Regions from separate parts of the Homo sapiens genome. Here region 2 is linked to region 1. A link is a loop called in an ENCODE intact Hi-C map of the cell type or tissue named here. Cell type or tissue: CD4-positive, alpha-beta T cell. All regions are shown on one strand. Each heading gives the region's core, and the rest is flanking DNA. Links, peaks and the distances in the headings are about the cores only. Region 1 overlaps BRD10 (bromodomain containing 10). Region 2 has its middle 21 kb from the start of MLANA.

The links. Hi-C counts contacts between places; a loop is a spot of excess contacts. Peaks named below come from ENCODE experiments on the same cell type or tissue, not always from the same donor. Only the 100,000 strongest peaks of a DNase experiment are listed, where the experiment ranks them.
Region 2: it touches region 1 in a loop (1.9-fold over the local background); 2 of 110 quality-filtered maps call a loop at or near these places.

Annotation. Positions count from the first base shown.
Region 1 is chr9:5,919,712-5,929,890 of GRCh38, reverse strand. BRD10 (bromodomain containing 10) reads left to right here. Exons shown (of 8, transcript NM_001017969.3): 6 at 732-847; 7 at 5,046-5,233; 8 at 6,582-10,179. Among named protein-coding and RNA genes, the nearest start is that of MLANA, 34 kb to the right of the region's middle. In CD4-positive, alpha-beta T cell, for the core only: no CTCF peak of the experiment used is centred there; no DNase peak of the experiment used is centred there.
Region 2 is chr9:5,864,686-5,874,864 of GRCh38, reverse strand. It overlaps a transcript of ERMP1 not described here. Among named protein-coding and RNA genes, the nearest start is that of MLANA, 21 kb to the left of the region's middle. In CD4-positive, alpha-beta T cell, for the core only: no CTCF peak of the experiment used is centred there; a DNase peak (open chromatin) is centred at 4,934.

The DNA.
Region 1 (10,179 bases), core at 1,323-9,322:
TAAGTTATAGGACCTTAAGCAAGTCATTTAATCTCTATGAGCCTTATTTTCATCATTTGTAAAGTGAACATAACAATGCACACATCTCAGAAGGCTTTTTGTAAATGCTAGAGCTCTCTCTAGATATATATATATGTGAAATACCTAGGTTAAAACTTAGCAAATTGAGAGGACATCAGTAATTATTAACTCTTAGTATAGCATTAGGGTATTGAAAACAGTAACTGCTTGGTTGCTTTTCTGGGCTAGAAACATTGTAAAATAAAATAATTGTAAAATTTCCTAGGAAGTTTGTTAAAAAGACTGCTTTTAGACATGATAACAAACCTACCTTTTCTCCCTTTTCCCCAGTCTTTGGGAAAGTTACAGTAACTTTACTGAAATGACCCATGTCATACTTACTTAATGAATTTATATAAATGTTTGTGTTTTTACATATATTTAACAAATGATTTATTAAAACATTTACAATTGATGCAATTTTAAAACATTTTTAAAATTTTTATCTTCCAGTTGGATGAAACAGGTTTCAGATTTCTCTGGTAGAATTGAGAATTGTTACATATATTGAATAAAATTTATTACAGGATATTTTCCCCCTTTCTGCAAGCTTCTGAAGAAGAAATACGTTTTTATGGAGTATTGGTGTTTTTGTATTTTACTCAGAAAATAAGTTTTGACATTTACTTTTAGAATAAATCTAAGGGATTTACTTTAAACATTATTTTTAGGGAAAATGGTATCATCGGAGGCAAGCTGTAAAAGAATTACATAGTACATTGATACGTCTTTTAAATGAATTGCTGCCATGGGAACCAAAGTTAATGAAGGCTTTCCAAAGAAACAGGTAATTTTAATGTTATAATCTGTTTTACTTATTTTATGGTCCTTAATTTACGATTTTTGGATGATGTCCTGGAATCATTTAGTAGTTTTCCAGTCATTTGTAATTCGGCAGATATTTTTGACTGCCCACTGTGTGCAAGGCTCTTTCTAAGCCCTGAGAAAATATTGTTGACTAAACAAAGTCTCCACTCTGTGACTTACATTCTCATGGAAAAAAACACACTCAAATGTCAGATGGCAAAAAAAAGTGCTGTGAAGAAAAATAAAGCAAGGTAAGGGGGTTAAGAAATGGCTGATTTGGGCAGGGTGAAGGTTACTCTTTGATCAGGTGTCAGGGAAAGCTTCCCTGATGAGTTGGTGTTTGAACAGAGACCTTAAAGAAATGAGGAAGGGAGCTCTGTGGATTTCTGAGGGGAAAGCAGAGGGAATAGAAGGTACTAAAGCCCTAGAGTTGATAGCATGTTTGGCGTTTAGTGGAGATGCAAAGAGGCAAGTGTAACCAGAGCAGAGCGAGTGAAGAGAAATGTGGTAACAGGCAAGAGTCAGAGAGGTAAGGAGGAAGGAAGCCAGATCATGTAGATCTTTAAGAATTGGAGTTTTTACACTGAGTTAGGTGAGAAGCCATTGAAGGGTTTTAAGCAGGGAAGGGACATGATTTGATTTATGTTTTAAAGCAATCACTCTGTTGGGTGGAGATAAATGTAATAGGACAAAGATGAAAGCAGGGAAACCAGTATACTATAGCAGTAATCCAGGAGAAAAATGGTAGAGGCTTGGACTAGGATAGTAGCAGTGCAGATACCAAGGAGTGGCTGGATTCTGGATATACCTTGAAAGTAGGATTGGTAGAATTTGCTTAAGGATTGGATATGTGGAGTATGAGAGAAAGTGAGGAATGAAAAAGATGATACCCACTATTTTTGGTCTAAACAACTGGAATAATGGAATTGCCATTAACTGAGATAGGGGAAACTCAAGGAGTAGCAAATTTGAGAGGTAGAGGGGATTGAAGAGTTGGATTTGAACATGTTAACTTTGATATGCTCTTTAGACATATAATTGGTGTTATTGAATAAGCAGTTCAGTATAGGAGTCTGAGTTCAAGGGAGTCTGGAGGTACAAATTTGGGAGCTGTCAGCATCTTGATTGTATTTAAAGACATAAGGCTGGTAGAAATCACTTAGTATATGAGCATAGATAGAGAAGAAAAGAAAAGCGAGCATTAGACCTTCCAGCATGTAGAAGTGGCCAAGATGAGTAGGACTCAGTAGAAGAGACTTTGAAGGAGTGCTCAGTAAAACAGGAAGATAGTCAAGGAAGAGAAGTGTTTTGGAAACCAGGTAAAGAAAATGTTTCATAAAGGAGGGCTGCTCATGATGGGTTGAGGAAATGAGAAATAAGAATTTATTATTTAATTTGGCAACATGAGGATCATATTAATGACCTTGGTGAGCTGTGGTAGTAGAAGAGTGGATAAAAGTCTTAGAAGTCTATTCAGGAGAATTAGGGGAGAGAAATGGAAGAGTCCTCTTTCATGGAGTTTTGCTATAAGGTGGAATAGAGAAATGGAGCAGTATCTGGAAGGAAAAGAGGTTAAGAGAGTGTGTTTTGTTGTTGTCGTTTGTGTGATAGAATAACATGTTTGTGTACTGATGGAAATGATTTAGTAGACAAAAAATGGATTCAGGTAAAGGAAGGGACATTTGGTAGAGTGTTATCCTTGATTAGGTAAGAGGATGCATTTAAATGGAGGTGTTAGCTTAGGTAGGGAGATGGAGAATAGGAATATACATTAAGGTGAGTTGCAGATGAGGTGTGAGCATGTGAAAGTTCTCTTCTGATTGCCTCCATTTTTCTTGAAATAAGAAGTAAAGCCATTAACTGAGACCGAGAAGGTTACTGAGAGTGAGAAGGGAGGAGAACTTTATACTATCCCCACATAGATATTTTTTCATTCCAATCTTATAGATTGAAAGGGAAATTCATTTTATGATTATCATTTGGTAACCCATTCTAATACCTTTCACAGCCCTCATGTGCTTCCATAAAACCCTTAACAATAATTGAAAACCTACATAAACTGAAAGCAATTATTAACTAACATTTGTTGAATATTTATGTGCCACACGTACTGAGAGGTAAGTACTATTATTATTCTCATTTGTAATAAGTAAACTGATGCTTAGAAAATTAAGGAATTTTAATGTTTTGGAAATTAAGGAATTTTAATGTTTTAAAAATTAAAAGCCACTTTGGGAGGCCGAGGCAGGCAGATCACGAGGTCAGGAGATCAAGACCATCCTGGCTAACATGATGAAACCCCGTCTCTACTAAAAACACAAAAAATTAGCCGGGTGTGGTGGCGGGCACCTGTAGTCCCAGCTACTCAGGAGGCTGAAGCAGGAGAATGGCATGAACCCAGGAGGCGGAGCTTGCAGTGAGCTGTGATCGCGCCACTGCACTCTGGCCTGGGCAACAGAGTGAGACTCCGTCTCAAAAAAAATAAATAAATAAAAAATTTAAAGCCTGGGCAATATGGTGCAACTGTGTCTGTACAAAAAATACAAACATTAGCCAGGTATGGTGGTGCATGCCTGTGGTCCCAGCTACTCAGGAGGCTGAGGTGGGTGCATTGCTTGATCCTGGGAGGTGGAGGTTACAGTGAGCCAAGATTGTGCCACTTGTACTCCAGCCTGGCGACAAAGCGAGACCCTGTCTCAAAAAACTAAGTTAAAATTGAAAGTCTTACAACTGGTAAGTGACAGAGGTAGGACTTAAAATCTAATGTGCACAAATAAGAATGTATAGCAAAAATAAATTGGAGAACATGGCCAGGCGCAGTGATTCACGCCTGTAATCCCAGCACTTTAGGAGGCCAAGGTGGGCAGATCACGAGGTCAGGAATTTGAGACCAGCTTGGCCAACATGGTGAAACCCCGTCTCTACTAAAAATACAGAAATTAGCCAGTTGTGGTGGCGCGTGTCTGTAATCCCAGCTACTCAGGAGGCTGAGGCAGGAGAACTGCTTGAACCTGGGAGGCAGAGGTTGCAGTGAGCCGAGATTGTGCCACTCCACTCCAATCTGGGTGACAGAGCAAGACGAAGGAGGAAAGGAAAGGAAGAAGGAAATGGAGAACATATGTTCATGTTTATTTTTTGAATAAACGACACTAAGGGTAAAAGTTGAGGATAAGGTAGAACACTTAGTTGAAAACAAAAGGAATAATGAAGGATCTCTAAAATACCATGTTTCCATCTCTAGTTTCTCAGAAATAAAGCTATTATGTTTTTATATGAAAAAGATCTCTGTGAAAGATTACTTTTCAGCTTTGTTTTCCTAGGCATAATTTTTTAAAATATTTCTATTAAGATTGAAAGGTTTAGATACAATTACTCCCAGGATTAAGTGATAGATTTGTTACTCTCTGTATGATAGTCACAAAAATAGATACTGGTGCTTAGAATTTCTGGCTTAAACTTTTTTTAAATGACCTTTTAAGATGTGTTATAGTCAGTAATTTTAAGACTCTAATCTGTCAGTGCAGCTAGAAAAAAAATTAGTTGTCTCATTTAATTGGTCTAACAGCAACCTTTATAAAGATGATCAGATGGTATGTTCAAATCTTTATTCTGAAATTTGCAGATATATATAATTTTTTTTCTTTTCTTTCTTTTTTTTTTTTTTTGAGATGGAGTCTCGCTCTGTCGCCCAGGCTGGACTGCAGTGGCATGATCTTGGCTCACTGCAACCTCCACCTCCTGGGTTCAAGCAGTTCTCGTCCCTCAGCCTCCCGAATAGCTGGGATTACAGGTGCCCACCACCACGCCTGGCTAATTTTTGTATTTTTAGTAGAGACAGGGCTTCACCGTGTTGGCCAGGCTGGTCTCAAACTCCTGGGCTCAAGAGGTCTGCCTACCTCGGCCTCCCAAAGTGCTGGGATTATAGGCATGAGCCACCATGCCTGGCCAGATACATATAATTTTTTAAGTTTCAAGTTTCTTATGCCTATACCATAGGTTCTGTCTTCCTGAGCATTGGCAAGACTGAACTAAGCATCTTAGACACACTTAAGATTAAAGCATTTCTAGTGACTTAATAAAAAATATTTCCATATGTAGTTTAAAATGTTAAAAGTTAGTTTAGATTCCAAGAATTTAAATCATATGTATTATTTATTATGTTGGGCATTTTATTTCAGGAGCCGCCTGAAGAAAGACTATGATGATTTCAGAAGACAACCTGATCATGATACATTTAATAGAGAACTATGGACCACTGATGAAGGTGAAGGAGATCTTGGAAAAGACTCTCCTAAGGGAGAAATCAGTAAGTCTATAGACTCAACAGAACCTCTGGATATCCTGGAGAAAGATCACTTTGATTCAGGTAAGCATTAAACTTTTTTTTTAAGTCAACACTGAAGGCACAAAGAGAAGTTTTTGTTTGCTGTGAAGGCAAAAGATAATATGGTCAATGAAATATATTGATTAGGGAAATCTGTTATGTTTTGAAGAAGTAGTGTCCACATCCTTATAAGAAGTTTCTACTAGCCTAGGCAACATAGCGAGACCCCATCTCAACAAAAAAATAAATAAAAATTAGCCAGGCATGGTGGTTGCATCCCTGTAGTCCCAGCTATTCAAGAGGTCGAGATAGGAGTATCACTTGAGGCCAGGAATTTAAGGTTACAGTGAGCTGTCCACTGCTTTCTAGACTGGGCAACAGAGCAAAATGCTGTCTCAAAAAAAAAAAAAAGTTTCTTGGAGTCATTATTACATTTCTAGGAGTTTCAGGAGCCAGTAATTGACTGCAAACTGTAGGCCTGTCATTGCCCATTACAAACCACACACCCTTGATCTGTAATCCCTTTGAAATTGGTTCATGCTCTTCTTTTTATTATTAGTATTTTTGAAGCACTGTATCTGAAATTTACTTTAGAAATAGAATTTGACAAGTTCTTAATATTGTGAAGATTATTTTTTCAGGAATTACCATGGTTGATGGCCTAATGAGACCAGAATGAACACATCATTTTAATAAGGATAAAGGGCTGGATTAGATTACCTGTAATTCATTTCAGTTTATCAGATTACGTTATGTAAATCTAGTTTAATGACTTTCTTTGGTTATGTAGAGGTTAATATGGGCAACAGAGTGGTTAGAAATGCATTAACTTATTGTTTTCCATCTTTGGCAAATTAAGAGTAATGTCTTATAAACCTAGTTTGACCGAATATGAACATAAATTTTTTCACTATAAGGATGAACATCAGTAAAAGCTGGATATTTTTTGTCCTTTAGAGTCTCTAGAAATAGAATAGATTGGAGAACCATCTCTCTATGGTATCAAAATGTTCCTAGCTAGAAAAAGAGAACTAGATTCCTTTGCAAATTAAATTCTGAGCCCTGATTGTTTATTTGGGTATTTCTAATGAAACAGTTTTTTGCACTTACACTGGCAGAAGAATTAGCAGAATTCTTGACCAAAAATTTTGACCAAAAAAATTTTCTCAATAATAGGTTTTTCTTGGGCATGGTTATGATATCTAGATTATCATGTCAAAGATGACCTTACCTTTGTCTTCATCAGTGGTGCTAAGGCTTTTGAATCACCCTGCAGTAGATTTCTTAATACACTGCCAGCTCAAAGATTGACTTTCTTTTTTACAGTTGATGTTATTACTATTTAGTTGCTGTTTTATATAAACAAAATGCCCGTTTTTATAATTTTCAGATGATATGAAGTTGTCAGAAATAGATTTTCCTATGGCTAGAAGCAAGCTGTTGAAAAAGGAATTGCCTTCAAAAGACTTACCGAAGACACTGCTTAAAACACTTAAACGACAGTCCAAACAAACTGATTATGTGGATGACAGCACAAAAGAGCTTTCTCCAAGGAAGAAGGCAAAGTTAAGCACAAATGAGACAACAGTTGAGAATCTAGAAAGTGATGTGCAGATTGACTGTTTCAGTGAATCAAAGCATACAGAGCCATCATTTCCAGAGTCATTTGCCTCATTGGATTCAGTACCAGTGTCTACTCTCCAGAAAGGGACCAAACCCATTCAGGCTTTGCTTGCAAAGAATATTGGGAATAAAGTGACCTTAACAAATCAACTGCCTCCTTCCACAGGTAGAAATGCTCTTGCTGTGGAAAAACCAGTTTTATCTCCTCCGGAAGCAAGCCCGATAAAGCCAGCATTGACCTGCCACACCAATACAAAAGGTCCTTTACAAATGGTATACAAAATGCCCTGTGGCCAGTGGTTGCCAATAGATCTTCAAAATAGCTCTGTAAAGATTCAGGTGCAGCCTATGGTGGATCCTAAAACAGGAGAAAAAATCATGCAGCAAGTTCTTATTCTGCCTAAGAATTTTGTGATTCAGCATAAAGAAGGAAAAGCAGTTGCAAAAGAAGTGCCACCACTTCAACAGAAAGGTACAGAACAACATTGTTCATCTTTCCCACAGACAACAAATATAAATTCTTCTTTAGCATCAGTTTTTGTCAACTCACCAGGAACTGTTTCTACCCAACTACCAAATACAGCTTTCAACAAAACAATTACACCTTTATCAAATATAAGTAGTGCTAGACCACAGCCTTTGTCGCCTGTAACCTCTGTAAGTAACTTATTAACACCATCAGTTAAGACTAGCCAGAGTGAGGCAGGAAAAGCCAAGAATGCAGTTTCAGCAGCCACATTCTCCTTGCCCAGTGCTTCACCGACCATTTCCTCCACAGGTCAGCCTCTGTCATCAACAACAACACTAAATGGGTCTACAAATCCTGGTAGTTCCTTCAACTGTTTTGCACAACAGACTGCTGATTCTTCTGAAGCAAAGCAAGAGCTGAAAACTGTGTGCATAAGAGATTCACAGTCAATTCTTGTTAGGACACGAGGTGGGAACACTGGAGTTGTAAAAGTACAGACCAACCCAGATCAAAATTCACCCAATACTGTATCTTCAAGTTCAGTTTTCACTTTTGCTCCTCAGCTGCAGGCATTTCTGGTGCCAAAATCAACAACTTCTTCCTCTGCTTTTTCACCTGTAGCTGGAACAACTACTACATCTAGTCTTTCACCTTTTAGCCAAACACCAACTTCTGTTTCCATTCCAGCTAGCTTTGCCCCATCCATGGGGAAAAATCTCAAACTTACATTAGGCCACACCACTGGCAGTGGTGATTTGGGCCACGTGATAGATAAAACTTCACACATGCCCTCTTCTCCCTTGAAGTCCTCTATTTGTTCTAGTACTCTACTACCATCAACAACAAGTAGTTCGGTAAGTGTAATTAGCATATCAGCAGCAAATTTTGGACAAAACAATGCAAATATTATTCATACTCCAACTAAACAGCAACAAGTAGATTATATCACAAAAAGTTACCCTGTTACAAGGTCAGAAGCAACAGCAGCAACAAATGGAGATGTAATCAGTGGGACTCCAGTTCAGAAACTTATGCTGGTATCAGCTCCATCTATTCTTTCTTCTGGCAATGGAACTGCAATTAATATGACACCTGCGCTGACATCTACAGGTGTTTCTGCCCAGAAATTAGTTTTTATTAATGCCCCAGTTCCTAGTGGTACATCAACCCCAACTCTTGTTGCAGAATCATTAAAACAAACTCTTCCTCCTCCATTGCATAAAGCATATGTTAAGACTCCAGAGCAACCCCAAATAGTACTGATTCCGTCTACAGTGGGCACACCAATAAAAATAAATTCATCACCAGCTGTGTCTCAGATAAAGGATGTGAAAATTGGACTAAACATAGGTCAAGCAATTGTAAATACTTCAGGCACTGTGCCAGCTATACCATCAATTAACATATTACAAAATGTAACCCCAAAAGGAGAAGACAAAAGTAGCAAGGGCTATATTTTGCCATTGTCAACAAGTGGTAATTCAGTTCCAGTAAGCTCAAATTTTGTGAGTCAGAATATTACCCCTGTTAATGAATCAGTGGTTTCTTCAGCAAGAGCAGTAAATGTGCTTTCAGTTACCGGAGCAAATTTATCTTTGGGTTCCTTTCCAGTGACCTCAGCCTCTGCTTCAGCTGGGGCACAACCTCCTGTTTTAGTCAGTGGAAATGATACCTCTTCAAGAATTATGCCTATTTTGTCAAATAGACTTTGCTCATCAAGTCTCGGAAACACTGTGGCTATATCAACTGTGAAAACAGGACACCTTGCATCATCTGTTCTGATTTCAACTACACAACCAGTAGTGTCTCCTAAATGTTTAACATCAGCTTTGCAAATTCCTGTTACGGTTGCCTTACCTACACCTGCGACTACATCCCCTAAAATAATAAACACAGTTCCACATTCGGCAGCAGTACCAGGAGCCACACGTTCTGTATCTATTTCTAAAAGACAATCTCGGACTTCACTCCAGTTCCATTCACCAGGGATTTCAACTACAGTGCCAACAAATGTAAACACAAATAAACCTCAAACTGAATTGTCGTCCCTTTCAACAAGTCCAGGTAAAATAACTAATACGTCCAATTTTGCTTCTCTGCCAAATCAGCAAGCTTTAGTAAAAACCCCCAGTTACAGTTCTGCTCCAGGTGGCACTACCATTCACACGGCTTCGGCACCATCCAATGTAACTAGTCTAGTCGGGAGTCAGTTCAGTGAACCTTGTATTCAGCAAAAAATAGTCATCAATACCAGTACACCTTTGGCACCTGGTACTCAGATTATGATTAACGGAACCCGGTTTATTGTTCCACCACAAGGTCTTGGAGCTGGCAGCCATGTTCTCCTTATATCTACTAATCCAAAATATGGAGCCCCCTTAGTTCTTAACAGTGGCCAAGGCATTCAATCTACACCAATAGATAACTCTGCCCAGAAGATCACACTAGCATCAAATAATTCCTTAAGTGGCCAACCTCTACAACATCCTCTAAGAAGCCCTACAAAATTTATAAACTCTTTTGGGAATGCAAGTTCTATACCCACAGTACATACATCACCACAACTCATAAACACAACTGCTAAGGTTCCTGTTCCACCTCCTGTACCAACAGTATCACTGACTTCAGTAATTAAGTCTCCAGCTACTCTTTTGGCTAAGACATCTTTGGTTTCTGCCATTTGCCCCAGTAATCCTCCACTGCCAAGTAGCACTTCAGTGTTTCATTTGGACCCACCTGTCAAAAAATTGTTGGTTAGCCCAGAAGGAGCCATTTTGAATACCATAAATACTCCAGCATCTAAGGTTTCTTCACTCTCTCCATCTCTCTCTCAGATTGTTGTATCTGCCAGTCGAAGTCCTGCGTCTGTCTTCCCTGCTTTTCAGTCGTCGGGCTT
Region 2 (10,179 bases), core at 765-8,764, 54 kb after region 1:
AGCTGATTATAAAGTATATTACAGATGAAGAGATGCATAGGGTGAGGTATGGAAAAAGGAGCATGGACCCTCCATGCCCTCCCTGGGCGCACTGCCCTCCAGGAATCTCCAGGTCTTCAGCTACTAGGAAGCTCCCCAAACCTTGTCCTCTTGAGCATTTTGTTTTGGTTTTGCTTTTGCTTTTTTTAGAGAGGGGGGGTCTTGCTATGTTACCCAGGCTGGCTTTGAACTGCTGCCTCAGCCACCCAAGCTCCCACGTAGCTGGGATTACAGGTGCATGCTAAGCACACAGCTTCTCTTGGGCCTTTTATGGAGACGTCACTGGAAAGGCATGATTGACCACCATGTAGAAATGTGATTGGACCAAAAGGGTAGGATCTCATAGGAATAGACTGAGTGGGGAAACTCAGCAAGGCCTGTCCAGATTCTTTTTGGTCTGTCTGTGTAGCATTCCTTCCTCCAGGGTAGGGGACAGGACCCTCTCTGGTGGATGAAGGAGGGGCAGGAAAAGGTCAGAGAGAGAGATTCTGTTTCCTGAGGCCTGCTTCGGAGACCTAAAGTGTCCCAACATTATAACAAAAGACTGTAACAAGACGAAGACCAATATATAGCTATCATAATATCACACTTACCCATGTCATTTCCTCTCTCAGAAGAACTTCTTTTAACATTTCTTGCAAGGCAGGTCTGCTGGTGACAAACTCCCTGAATTTTTGTTTGTCTAAAAAAGTCTTTTTTTCTCTTTTACTTTCAAAGGATAATTTCACAGGTTATAGACTTCTAGGTTGGTGTTGGGTTTTTTTCTTCCTCCTCTCAACTCAACACTGTTTCAAGCCATTCTATTCTTAATTGAATGGTTTCTTTTCTTTTTTTCCTAACTTTTTTAGAGACAGGGTCTCACTGTGTCACCCAAGCTGGAGTGCAGTGGCACCATCGTAGCTCACTGCAGCCTTGAACTCTTGGGTTTAAGCAATCCTCCCACCTCAGCTTCCAGATTAGCTGTGACTACAGGTATGCACCACCAAGCCCAGCTAATTTTTAAATTTTTTGTAGGGACGCGGTCTCACTATGTTGGCTAGGCTGGTCTCAAGCTCCTTGGCTCAAGTGATCCTCCCATCTCAGCCTCCCAAAGTGCTGGGAATACAGGCATGAGCCACCACACCCGGCCGATTGCATGCTGTCTAAAGAGAAGTCAGATGTAATTCTTATCTTTGCTCCTCCATGTACTAAGTTGTTTTCTCCTCTGGCTTCTTTCAAGATTTTTTCCTTATCTTTTATTTCTACAGTTTGAATATAATACGCTAAATGTGGGAGTTTCTTGGCATTTATCTTGCTTGATGTTCTCTGAGCTTCCTGGATCTGTGGTTTGGTGTCTGATATTAATTTGAGGGAAATTATCAGTTATTATCTTTTGTTTGTTTGTTTTTGTTTTTGTTTTGTTTTTCTAAACAGGGTCTTTCTCTGTTGCCCAGGCTGGAGTGTAGTGGCGATCTCGGCTCGCTGCAACCTCTGCCTCCCGGGTTCAAGCAATTTTCTTTCGTGCCTCAGCCACCGAAGTGGCTGGGATTGCAGGCGTGTGTCACCATGCCCAGCTAATTGTTTTTGTATTTTTAGTAGAGATGGGGTTTCGCCATGCTGGCCAGGCTGGTCTTGAACTCCTGACCTCAAGTGATCCACCCACCTCAACCTCCTAAAGTGCTGGGATTACAGGCGTGAGCCACCATGCCTGGCCTCAGTTATTATTGTTTTAAATATTTCTTCTATTCCTTTCTTCCTTTCCTTTTCTTCTGGTATTCCCATTAAATGAATATTGTATGTTTTGTAGTTGTCCCACTATTCTGTCCTGGGTTTTTGTTTTTGTTTTGCTTCTTCCATCCTTTTTCTCTTTGCTTTTCAGTTTTAGGCGCTTTATGGATGTAATCCTCAAACTCAGAGATTTTTCTTCAGCCATGCCCAGCCTATCAAAGGCATTCTTCATTTCTGTTGCAGTGTTTTTGAGCCTAGCCTTTTTTTTTTATTCTTTCTTAGATTTTCCGTCTCTCTTCTTACAGCACCCATCTGCTCTTGCACGTTGTTTACTTACTTTTATGCGAGCTCTTAGCATATTCTTCATAGTTGTTTTAAATTCCTGGCCTCACAATGTTCTAAATTCCTGGCCTGATAATGTTCCTGGTGTAATAATGTTGTCTGATAATTTCAACATTTTTGCCACATCTGAGTCTGGTTTTAATGCTTGCTCTGTCCCTTTGAACAGTGTTTTTTGCCTTGTAACTTTTTGCCTTGTAATTTATGCCTTGTAATTTTTTTTTGAAAGGCAGGCATGACGCACTAGGTAGACAGGCCTTTAGTGGTGTGGTGTGAGGTGTGGGGGTAGCATTCTATAGTCCTGTGATTGGGTCACAGTCTTTTAGGGAGCCTGTGCATCAGGGCTGAGAACTTTATAAGGGCTCCTCAGTTTCCCCTCCACCCCTTACATGAGACAGAATGGGAAAAGAGGCTAGAGTTGGATATTTCCCTTCCCTAGGTCAGCTCTAATTAAGCCCCAATAGGGTAGATCCTGGTAAAATAGTTTCTCTTGGGGCAGGCCTTAACGGGACCAGAATGCTCTGGTATATTTCAAAATGGTTCCTTTTCCCTTTCTCTTCCAGGAACATAAAGGGATTTTTCCCTCAGTCTTCACTCTGAGAACCTGGTAGAGCTCCAGAAGGTAAACTCACAAAAGTGTTTTACCTATAACTGGGTCCATGGGGCTCTTAACTCTCAGACTTGTCATTGCCAAGCCTCCAGCCATTCGTTTGTTAATCATAGAGCAGGTTTTTCCTGCAGTGACACTGGCTCTCAGAGGTTTCTGCTTGTGAGTTTCTGCTCCAGCAAGTTTGGATTCTCATTATCTGCCTGTCTGTCTCTAATTTGGGGGGCAGCAGTTTGTCCTGTGACCTCACTTCCTTGACAGATCTAGGACGAGTTATTTTTTCAGTTTGTTTAGCTTTTTCCTTGTTGCCAGGATGAAGTGATGACTTCCATGCCCTTTACATGCCAGACTGAAAACTGGAAGCCTCTTCTGCTCTTTGGAAGGATAATTTCTCGGTACAGGATCCTAGGCTGATGGTTCTTATTTTTTAACACTGTAAAAATTTCACCTTCTTCTTCTTCTTTTTTTGAGACGGAGTCTCGCTGTTGTCACCTAGGTTGGAGTGCAGTGGCACAATTCTCCTGCCTCAGCCTCTTGAGTAGCTGGGACTACAGGCACCCGGCACCACGCCCAGCTAATTTTTGTACTTTTAGTAGAGATGAGATTTTGCCATGTTGGCCAGGCTGGTCTCGAACACCTGACCTCAGGTGATCCGCCTGCCTTGGCCTCCCAAAGTGCTGGGATTACAGGCGTGAGCCACTACACCCAGCCTATTCTTTTTTTTTTTTTGAGACACAGTCTTGCTCTATTGCCCAGGCTGGAGCGCAATGGCATGATCTTGGGCTCACTGCAACCTCTGCCTCCCAAGTTCAAGCAATTCTCCTGCCTCAGCCTCCCAAGTAGCTGGGATTATAGGCACCCACCATCATGCCCGGCTGATTTTTGTATTTTTAGTAGAGATGGGGTTTCACCTTGTTGACCGGCTTGTCTCAAACTCCTGACCTCAGATGGTCCACTCGCCTCAGCCTCCCAAAGTGCTGGGATTACAGGTGTGAGCCACCACGCCTGGCCTCACCTTATTCTTGATTCTGATTATTCTTTATGTGTAACCATGGATAAGCCTTTTCTTCTCCCTGGGTCTCAATTCCTTTATTTGTAAGGTGGGTAGATCTGGTGGAAAGGGTTGAAATCTATGGTCTCCAAGGGTCCGTCCAGCTCTAATATTCTTTGATTCAATCATGCAACTATACAACAACCACACAGGGTTTGACGTTTCAGCTAATACCAGTCTGTGGCTACTGGTGTGAGCCTGTCACATGCCCTCCTGGCCCACTGCCAATCACAGCATGTTGTTGCTTAGAGAGGTCATGGTAGGCAGTCCTTGCAATGAAGTGTTCATCCATGTTTGGCCAGTCTTCAAAGAAATACCAACCCCTGAGAAAGCAGAAAGCCTACAACCTGAACGCTAATGCCTGTGCTCAAGAAGGAAACTTCAGTGGCAACAAAAAGCACAGCAAAACAGGGTCCCAGTGAAGCTCTTCTGAATTCAACAACGTTTGAAAGTACTCCATTCCCCTAGCAACTTTTTTTACTTAAAAAAAAGCAGGAGCTGTTTTTTAAAATGATATAAGAACATTATATCGAAGAAAGCAATACGATATTTTGTCAAATAGCAGTGGTATGATTGTGACTGTCATGTCTGATCAACTGATTCTAAGGAGAACTCTATCCTGTGCAGAATGCTGGCATGCTACTTAAAGCTGATTGAGAGGATGACATGCCCAGGACTGGCAAGAGCCCCCTGGTTTGGACTTCTCGCTTGATCCCAAAATATTCCATTTTTAACAGAGCAATTTGGCAATGTGTCTCAAAAGCCCTAAACATGTTCTTCTGTTCTGGATAGTGATGAAGAGTTGGACAGATATTTGGCTAGGACTCCCAGCCTTCTTCTACCACAGGTACAGGAGAAAGATGTGCACTAGGGACACTCTAGGCATCAGCACAGCATTTGTTATTGACTCGTTTTGGCCCCACATCTCTGTGTGAAAGCTTCAGGTTGTTGAGCTGGGCTGCACCTTATGGAAGCCCACAGTGCTAATTGTATACCTCTGAGCAACCCTCTACTGGCTGCCTTCACCCTTGTCCCCAAGGTCCATACTTGAATCTCTTTGTCCTAGAGGACTCACCAACCTGAAAGCAGGAAGAAACGGAGAGACAATCTAAAAGAATGTTCCTCCCTCAGGCCTCGAGCAAAACCAGAACAAAGGCTCCCACGCCCAGACTTTTCCACAGCATGGGCAGGTAGCGCCCCTAGTGGGAGGCAGCAGCCCCAAGTCCATCTTGCCACCTCATCTTCTTAGAAAACAACATCCAAAAGGCCATGAGCCTTCCCTTTCTCCAGGAACTAGTATCTCCTTTTTCTGAGAGCACTGTCCTGCCCCAACTCCTTGAGGTCAAAGTGGAAGTTTCATATTCTTTGAGAACCTGCCCTCCCATGGGGTTATTTGGTTGGTCCAGGGCCAGCTGTATCCTGCCCTTCCCATGGTTTGGTCAAATGCCCTTCTTTTGATTACAGAAGATATTTCAGGATTCTTCCAATTGACTCTCCCTTTTGCTACAGTCATTTGAGACAGGTTTCTAAGATGGCAGGTCAGGAGGCTAGAGAACAGAATCCCCAAAAGTGGGAAGCTAGAGAGAGAGGCCCCCATGTGGACACTAGCATTTCCAACCTACCATCACTGACACCCTCACCTTTTACCACCATGTCCTGAGAATGATTTTGCATCTGTTCCATTAACTTCACTCCTTCTCCTCCTCATTCCCAAGGGGCCCTGAAAGGGGAGCTTTAAGTCCTTCCTAAGGGCAGAAGCAAAACCTCAGTAGCCAGTCCATGTCAGGATTTCAACCTCAGGACATAATCAGAGGTGTGCACACATATTGAAGTACAAGTGATCTAGGGCTGCATTCCTGTAGCTGTAAAAACAATTGAAAATAACCTAATAATATTTCAAAGAATTATGGTCCATCCATCCAACAGAATGCTTTGCAGCTGTTAAAAATATTTTTAAGGAATATTTAATGACATGGAAAAATGCTTATAATATACCAAAAGCAGGCCAGGAACAGTGGCTCACCCTTGTAATTCCAGCACTTTGGGAGGCCAAGGCAGGAGGAGTGCTTGCGCCCAGGAGTTCAAGATCAGCCTGGGTAAGATAGTGAGATCCTAGCTCTACAAAAAATTTCAAAAATTAGCTAAGCATGATGGCACACACCTGTTATCTCTGCTACTCAGGAGGCTGAGGTGGGAGGATTGCTGAAGCCCAGGAGGTCAAGGCAGTGAATCATGATCGTACCGCTGCACTCCAGGCTTGCTGTCAGAGTGAGACCCTGTCTCAAGAATAAATAAATAATAAATAAAAGAAATAATATACCAAATTCAGAATATACAATTTAATGTACTTTATAACCTAAATTGTGTCAAGTTATATATTATATACACATAAACAGCCAAAAAGAACCACATAAAAATGATAATTCTACTTTCTTCATTACGTTTTCTATGTTTTCTAATTGTTTATGATTAGCATGGTTTACTGCGGTATTTATTTGGTATTATGTTTTGGCATAATATTTTATATTAAGTAATGAATGATATTGAAAAGATCAGAACCTTATTAGAGCATGTCTTCCTATGGAAAAATCAGATTTCCTTCTCTGCTGTTTGCGCTTAGCCTTTACCAGAGGGTCATGTGACCAGCAGTAACTGTGAGGCCCGGTTTTCTGCCACGATATTCCCTCCAGAGTACGTGCTCTCGGGTTGTCTGAATCCCTGGAATGCTGGGCCAGTTGCCTCAGCGGGGGCTGCCGTTCTAACCCCCAGGGCAGGGTTGTTTCTTTAGCTGGCTGGTGGCTTTTGGTACCAAACAAGTAACTTTCCTTTCCCGTGAACTTGTCTGCAGTCCCAAACGACTTAGGGTAACTCTGCTGACCCTGTTACCTGCTTTATTCCAGCTTTTGTTCCAGCTAAGGTGGGGAGCCTATAGATTCCTGGGGTCCCACAGAGGTGACATAGCAATGAGAGAGCTGGTGATGTCTCATATTCATGACACAACTTTGCCTGGATTCACAAGTGTGGCTACATAGGGAGCACAGAGACCAAGGGTTGAGGAGCCAAGGTTCTTGGCCTCCCTCCTGCCATCTGACTATCTGAGCTTGAACAAGCCTTTCTGAAGCTCTCTGCCACCTGTCTACAAGTGTAAACTGTGATCCAGGGAAACAATATCTCAGATACCTTTTCTGACCTAAATTGTCTCTCCTATTCATTCCATAGTGTGTGCCTAATAATAAGAGCAAACCCCTGCCACATGCCAGATGCAGTTCTAAACACTTCATACAAATGGACTCCTTTAATCTTCAAAACAAGACTGAGAGGTTGGTACTGTTATCATCATCATCATCATCATCATCATTCCTTTTTCATCAGATGAGGAAACTTAGGCAAAGGGGGACTCAGTAACACGGCCAGGTGCCACAGCCGGGATGTGGAGAGACAGGGATTCCAACCCAGCTGAACTGGCTCTGAAATCTAGACCATGAACCACTCTGCTCCACTGCCTCTCAGTCATGTGAATTTCAGCTCACCCTGTCTTTATTTCAAACTTGGCCAGAGGTGGTCAGTCAGCCACAGTGACACGCTGGCAAAACTGCAAAGTGAGTGATGCCCACCTCCCCTATCCTCTAGCTGCTCAAGGTCGGCCTTTGGGGTCACTGCTGTATAATTCTACTTCTTCCCAACCATGCAAGGATGGCAGAGGCCTCCCCCTGCCTCCTAGACCTACTAAGACAAGGCAATGGCTGTGGGCTTCCCCACCCTCTTGGCCCCATCTTCTGAAGAAGAAATAAGAAAGTACTGTTTTCCTGGTTTTTCAGAAAATAAGAAATATAATACTCATTTAATGAGCATACTCTGCACATGTTATACATACAAATTAACTCATTTGGTTTTCAAACAAGACCCCCCCACTCCCCCGTTTTTCCAAGACAGAGTCTTGCTCTGTTGCCCAGGCTGGAGCGTAGTGGTGTAATCATGGCCTACTGCAGCCTTGACCTCCTCGGCTCAAGTGATCCTCCTGTGTCAGCCTGCCAAGTAGCCAGGACTATAGGTGTGCGCCAGCATGCTCAGGTAATTTTTAAATTTTCTTGTAGAGATGGGGTCTCACCATGTTGCTCAAACTCCTGGGTTCAAGCAATCCTTCTGCCTCAGCCTCCCAAAGTGCTGGGATTATAGGCATGAGCCACTGTGCCTGGCCTCAAACAACCCATTCTTATTACCAGTCCCATTTTACAGATGAGGCCAATGAGGCTCAGGGAGCTTGTGTAACTTGCCTGAGGGCTCACGAATAGAAAAGGAACAGGAAGCACAGCACTAATATACATACCTTGCTCTTTGCCCATCCCCACCCTCTCTTCCCACAGCTGGGTCATCATCTGACCCTCTCATCGCCACTCAGATTTTTGAAAAAACTTTTATAATACTATTAATTCAAATCAAGTACTTTGGGTTTGAAGACCTTCTGTTCAAATTTGATTACAGGTTTCCTTAGTTTCCCATGCCTCCAGTTCTATGAAATTACAAGTTCATCTGTTCTTGACCTAAATCAGTCTTTTGGAGTGGTTGAGAGGGAGGTGAGATAATCTGTGTACAAGTGATTTCAAAAGCATCAAGTGAGCTACCAATTCTGGGCTGTTTGTCATAGTCTGCATATTAATAGCATTCTCGCACAGCCCCCAGGCTGTGTGGAGGAGCAGCTCTGTTTGTATATATCCAAACAGTAGGATCCAACAATCCTCTGCCTACTTATCCTCTCCCCACTATTGTTGGATCCTATGGTTTGGGTATGTTGTTTGGATAATATTGGTTCTGTTCCCCGAAACAGAAGAAATATTATCCAAACAATATATCCTGTTCGATCTAGAAATCAAAGAGGTAACTAGTAATAGTTCTACAAACAATATAGTCCCAACACCAATGGAAACTGGTGTAAGAGAGGGGCTCATCTGCAATTTACCCCCCAAAATGGAAGTGTATTATGTGTAATAGCACACCTACGTGTTTAAAATCTGCTTTTATTCATTTATATTCTACCGTACAACAATCACATAATGATAAAGTGTTCACAATTATTTGATTAAAAAATTATTATTAAAAGTAACACACTTACTGCCAAAAACTTGGAAAATGCAAAAAGAATGAGGAAGAAAATTTAAATTACTATTAATGTCAGAACCCAGATATAAACCCTGCTAACTTTTAGCTGTATTTTCTTCTGAACTCATTTTATATATTTTTTATTTATTTATTTACTTATATTATCATTTTTTTTTTTTTTTTTTTTGAGACAGAGCCTCACTCTGTTGCCCGGGCTGGAGTACAGTGGCACGATCTTGGCTCACTGCAACCTCCTCCTCCCAGTTTCCAGCGATTCTCATGCCTCAGCCTCCCGAGTAGCTGGGATTACAGGCGTGCACCACCACGCCCAGCTAATTTTTGTATTTTAGTAGAGACCAGGTTTTAGTAGAGACCTGTTGGCCAGGCTGGTCTCAAACTCCTGACCTCAGGTGATCCGCTTGCCTCGGCCTGCGAAAGTGTTGGGATTACAGGCGTGAGCCACTGCGCCCGGCCTGCATATAAATTATTATTATTATTATTATTATTATTATTTTTTGAGATGGAGTCTTGCTCTGTCGCCCAGGCTGGAGCACAGTGGCGCGATCTCGGCTCACTGCAAGCTCCGCCTCCCGGGCTCACGCCATTCTCCTGCCTCAGCCTCCCAAGTAGCTGGGACTACAGGCGCCTGCCACCGCGCTCAGCTAATTTTTTTGTATTGTTAGTAGAGACGGGGTTTCACCGTGTTAATCCAGGATGGTCTCTATCTCCTGACCTCGTGATCCACCCGCCTTGGCCTCCCAAAGTGCTGGGATTACAGGCGTAAGCCACTGCGCCCAGCCTACATATAAATTTTAAAGTATGATTGGGCATAATTTTTTATATATACATATGTATATGTATAAATTTTTCATTTATTTTATATAAAGGAACATTTTCCTATGTCCTGATGATCATTTTTAATGATTGTGTAATTTTTAATCTAGCAATTGTACCATAATTTACTACCGCATTTCTAAATGTTTGGCCAATTGTGTTGCAAAAAACATCTTCATAAATACAGGATTTTTCCTTCAGTGATTTTTTTTTCCATGAAACAACTCTCCAAAGAAATATTGTTGAGTCACAAGTTAGGATCTCATGTTATATCTGAAGCAGCCTGTTATCTTGCAGAAAAGGTGTTAGTTCATTTATTTTAATATCATGCCACCACACTGGAACTCACCATCCACACACATTAGGCACCAATAGTTGCAAAGAACTCTGCAAGACACCTCCTAACTAAAGTTCAGAATGGAGCCTCAGGGAATACAGGGGTTAATGCTGAAATACAAGCCTCCTGTCCAGTGATCAGCCTCTTCTTCTCCAGGCCTGCCTACAT